2 separate regions of the Homo sapiens genome follow, and region 2 is linked to region 1. A link is a loop called in an ENCODE intact Hi-C map of the cell type or tissue named here. Cell type or tissue: B cell. All regions are shown on one strand.

Region 1 (2,500 bases):
AAGTAAGGCAGTTATAGCTAAAGGTTAAGCCTAAGGAAATCTTACAGGGTAAAAAAAATCTACAAATGAATCATCTGGAAGCCCACTACAGTTCTATTTGTTCTTTGGCCAGACTTCACACAGACAGGTTCATTTTCACCTCCATTTCCATCTGGTCTCACTTATAAGGTTCCCTTAACATGGGCAGAATTTGAGAGCGATATCCATGTGTTCTGCATGGACCAAATATCTCTCTTCCAAAAAACTGTATCCCTGGGTTGAAGAGAGAAAGCAGGGACCATTCCTATGTTGGGAAAATGGGGGCTCAAAAAAAGGTCACGCACAAGGCAGGGGAGCTGAAAATAGAACGCAGGAGGCCTTTAGCTACCTCCCAGTGTAGCGCTCAAGCCATCCCAGGCCTTCCAGGCAGAAGACAGGAGTTACAGTGTTGCTATAAAGAGACCAGAATGAGGGCAGGGAATCTAGGGAGGAAGAAGAGTCACTGCCAGTATCACGCACCATCCGAATCCAGCTAAGGCTCTCTACACAGCAGCGTGCTGCAGAGCGATGAGCTAATCAGTCCCCAAGGAATAACTCCTTCCTGTCCTGGACAGCTGGACCAAGGACAAACGCTCCTTCAGTTTAAAAAAAAAATGCTCCTGAGAACAGCAGTTGTTCCTGTGGTTATGGATGTATTCCAGAACTGTGCCTGTGCCACTGCTGAGCGCGTAGTTAACTCCTGCAGGGGCAGAGCAGGCTGGTTCTGGGTGGCAGAACGATGATTTCAGGACAACTGAAACTCCCAAGGACACATAACATGGACCACAACTAAGGAAGCCAGCACGAGGACAGGACTCAAGCTCAGAAAGCCTGCTGATCAGGTCAGGAGTTTGAGACTGGCCTGGACAACGCAAAAAGAAAAAAAAAAAATAGCCAGGCATGGACATGGTAGTGCACACCTGTAGTCCCAGCTACTCAAGAGGCTGAGGCAGGATGATTGCTTGAGCCCAGGAGGATGAGGCTGCAGTGAGCTGTGATGACGCTACTGCACTCCAGCCCGGATGACAGAGCAAGTCCCTGTCTCAATATTTTAAGTCAAGGGTCTGTAGTCATGTGTTCAACGCCACTTCTTGCCATCACTTTGCAATTATTGAAATGGGCATACTGAGCTCAGAAAGCAAATCTGATGCTTTCACGGGAGACAGAGCCACATTTGTGTTCTGGGTGGGATCACTAGTGCAGGAGAACACTACATCTTCTTCTGAAGGCAAAATGCTTGTAGGTTTTGCCTCTTTACTTTGCATTTACTTCTAAAATTGCACTTGTTCACCTACCAGTGTTTACGAAATCCTGTATTTGGGATGCTTTTTCTATAATAAAATATTATCATTTATGGGAAAAAAAAAAAAAGAAAGCCTGCTGATCTGTGATCTGGTAAACTCCAGCAGGGTGGAGATCCCTGAAGGTCGCCCCTAGACCCAGCGGTCATTTCCTAGAACATTCGGCCAATCCTCACCCAGTGCTGAATCTCCGCCACACTGGGCTGCATAGGTAGTTCCCAGGCCCGCCCACAAGGGGTCATAATAGCTGAGATGAGAGGGGAGGCCGCCAAACCAAAGCCTGTCAGTCACCCGCTCCCTCCTCAAGGCTTGGGTTGGAGTCTGCAAGACACTACCTCTGCTCTCACTCCTGTCCTATCGGCTTGGTTATCAGCCATCTAAGGAATCCACTTGGTATACAGCCAGCACTCCTGGCATCACATCCCTTTCCCTTGCCCCTTGGGGCCGGGCTCCTCTCAGACAGCCAAATCTTCATCCACAGAATGCACCGGGCCCGCCCCGCGGCCTCGCGGTCCTAGGGAGGGCCCATATCCCAGCTTCTCCCTGCTCAGTCCCCTGCTGGCTCTCCACTCTCCCTCCCCACTGGCGCTTTATACTGCCAAGATTCCCCTGTCAGCCCTGCTCTCCACCCTCACCCTAGTGAATTCCCTTCACTCTTTCTTTTCCCAGTTTGTTGACCTACTCAAGCAATGGCTTGAGGTCCCGGAGCTTTTCCTATGAAACCACAGCAGGTACCTGGTTTCCATCAATATTCTTTGGGAAACCTTGGGGTGTGAAAGAATCACTCGTTGCAAGGTACAGCCCCTCCCTCACCAGCCCCTTCCAGTTTCACTCAATTTAGTCTCCCAAATTTACGCTATATCCTTGCCTCCTACTTTTGAAGTTTATATCCCTAACCTGCCCCAGGGCTGAGACCGGTAGGGCAGAGCCCCAGTCCCTTTCACACCGCACAAAACCCGCAGTTAAGCCTGGATGGCAGAGACAAGCCGGAAAAGTAGGAATCCCCCCGTGTTCCGCTCCCAGCGTCCTTCTTCCTGTCACGAGCAGGGCTTCTGCATTCTCTGCGGATTCTAGTCTCCCTGCATCCAATTGCTTCCAAGCTCCTCATTACACAGCACAAACTTTACTCTCATTCTTTTCACCCCTGATTCTTCGGAACCCACACCAACTCGCGGCCCGTT
Region 2 (2,500 bases), 230 kb after region 1:
TCCAGGGATGGCTTGTGCCTGGGTAGGCTGGAAGGGGGGTTGGGAGAAAGCCAGGACCAGATGGGGAGGGCAGGGGCGCTGAGAAAAAATAGAGGGACTCAGTGTCCCTCCTCATCCGCTTCCCTTCATCCTTCTCCTCCTTCCGCCCTCCGTCTCTCTCTCCATCTCTTCTCACAGTGGCGACCAAGACGATTTTCTGCCTTAGAGCAAGGGATTCACCCTCCGCAGGCTCAGAGCAAGATAGAGGAGCTGGAGCAAGAACCGGAGCCGGAGCCGGAGCCGGAACCGGAGCCCGAGCCCGAGCCCGAGCCGGAGCAGCTCTGACCTGGAGCTGAGGCAGCCAGCAGATCTCAGCAGCCCAGTCCAAATAAACTCCCTGTCAGCAGCAAGCCTGAGTCTGGCTCTTTCTTGTCCAAGTGAAGGTTCCCGTCTCTCCCCAGCCTCTGAGGGCTCCCTTCTCCCACCCTAGCCTCCTAACCTACTTTCCCCAGCCAGCCTCCCTCACCTTCCCCTTTTCTGTTTCTGGCTGCTTCGTGTTTCTTTCTTGGTCTCTCTCTCTCTTGCGCTCACTCTCTCTTTCTCTCTCCTGGGTAATCATTTCTCTGAAGCTCCCCCGAAAAAGCCCTTGCCCCTTGCCTCCGCAGCTCTCTCCTCCGTCCTTCCACCCACCTTCCACCCACAGTGCGCTGGCTGCCCTGGTTTCCTTGATATTTTTGTCCTTTGGGTCCACCCCACCCCACACTCAGCTGCACTTCAGCACTTGTCCTTGGCCCTCCGGCTGCAGCAGATGCGCACATATGCTCGCGCGCACGTGCACACACACATGCACACACACGCGCGCGCGCACACGCACACACACACACACACACACACACGCGCGGCGCGCAGAGGACTGCCTTGTCAAGTCTTCCAGGAGATCCGGTCTGGAAACCTCTCTGGGCAGCCGGCTGGGGCTCCTACCTCTGCCCCACCCCCCACGTTCCTCAGCCCTTGGAGGCTTTTCTGGTCCCAGGCATGAGAACACACTGCCACCCAGTGGTCACTGCTTGTCACACCCCAACGGAGGTCACTGGGCCGGCTGCGGCAGGCCTGAGGAGTTGAGCAGTGCAGTGGACAAGGCAGGGCACAGACTGCTGTGAATGCAGGCACCGCCTTTGTATTATGCACGTTCTATGTGCAGCATATGAGTATGTGCCCGGTGACTGTCACATGTCCTATGCACCCTTCAGGAGAGGGACTGAACAATGCATGTCTCAGGAGATACAGCCCTGGCTGGCCCTCTCAAGGGTGTAATCTATGTCTGACAAAGGGGAAGGCTGTGAACAAAGGCCTGTGCGTAGAGCAAAACAGCCAGCTGCAGCTGTGGGAGTCGGGAGCCCCGGCTTCTCATTCCAGCTTTGCTGATGTAACTGTAGTCAATCTCCCTGAGCCTCAGTTTCCTCACCTATTAAATGGGATAATGATAATAACCCACCAAAATGGGTTGTTGTGAATATTGGATAATAAAGGGCTTTGGAAACTGTGAAGTGCTCTGTGTGTGTGGAGTACTTGTCTGATTATCCATTAGTGAAGGAGAAAGCAGGCCTGCTCTGGTCATGCTAAGAATGATATTGAAGAACCCAAGTCGGCCTGCGCCCTGCTCTGTCTGTCTGTCTTGGAGCATTCACCTGGGCCATGTCAATGGTCCTCTCAGCAGAGCAAACACGGCCTCAGCACATGGCATCCTCCAGTCTGGCATGGGACAGAGACCTCTGCCTGCAAATAGGTGTGGGGCCCTGGACTTTGGCCACAGATGACTCTGTCAGGGGACTTTAACCCCATACAGGAGAACAAAATATTGAAAGCGAGTGGGTGAGTGGGAGTGAAACTGCTGGAGCAGGAGGGGCATGGTGGCATGTGTGAGTGGCATCCCACTGGGTCTGTGTGCCGTGTGCAAAAAGACACAAAAAGACAGACCTGAGGACATGTCCCTGCAGAGACACAATAGTCACTCATTAGAGACAGACGATGAAGAAGGTGACACCTTTGTTCTGTGCAGAGCCTTAGGTAGAGGGGGGACCCTCTGAAGCCTGAACAATGAACCATTTACAGCAATCTGAGGTTCTGAGCCTCAGGATGGTGATGACTCTTGCCTTGTCACTGGCAGAGAAACACTGGCACAGGAAGGAGGAAGCTCTGGCCCTGCCAGAGATGATCACACTGCAAAAGGAAGTCTTGAAGTCCTTTTAGAAGCTTCCAGGCCAGGTGTCATGGCTTATGCCTGTAATCTCAGCACTTTGGGAGGCGGAGGCAGAAGGATTGCTTGAGCCCAGGAGTTCGAGACCAGCCTGGGCAGTATAGTGAGACCTCATCTCTAAAAAAAAAAAAAAAAAGTTAGTTGGGCATGCTGGTACGCCCCTGTGGTCCCAGCTATTTGGGAGGTTGAGGTGGGAGGATCACCTAAGCCTGGGAGGTTGAGGCTGCAGTGAGCCATAATCGTGCCACTATACTCCAGCCTGGG

The links. Peaks named below come from ENCODE experiments on the same cell type or tissue, not always from the same donor. Only the 100,000 strongest peaks of a DNase experiment are listed, where the experiment ranks them.
Region 2: it touches region 1 in a loop (17-fold over the local background); 14 of 110 quality-filtered maps call a loop at or near these places.

Annotation. Positions count from the first base shown.
Region 1 is chr12:6,552,709-6,555,208 of GRCh38, forward strand. All of the region lies in intron 1 of IFFO1 (intermediate filament family orphan 1), which reads right to left. Among named protein-coding and RNA genes, the nearest start is that of IFFO1, 2.1 kb to the right of the region's middle. RefSeq lists enhancers at 1,310-1,810, 1,811-2,311. In B cell, CTCF peaks have their summits at 1,531 (motif pointing right) and 1,730; a DNase peak (open chromatin) is centred at 1,573; H3K4me3 peaks cover 839 bases.
Region 2 is chr12:6,778,067-6,780,566 of GRCh38, forward strand. LAG3 (lymphocyte activating 3) reads left to right here. Exons shown (of 8, transcript NM_002286.6): 8 at 178-389. The coding sequence ends at 324. Among named protein-coding and RNA genes, the nearest start is that of LAG3, 6.8 kb to the left of the region's middle. RefSeq lists enhancers at 248-898, 647-696, 899-1,550. In B cell, CTCF peaks have their summits at 1,054 (motif pointing left) and 1,255; a DNase peak (open chromatin) is centred at 1,005; H3K4me3 peaks cover 649 bases; H3K27me3 peaks cover 262 bases.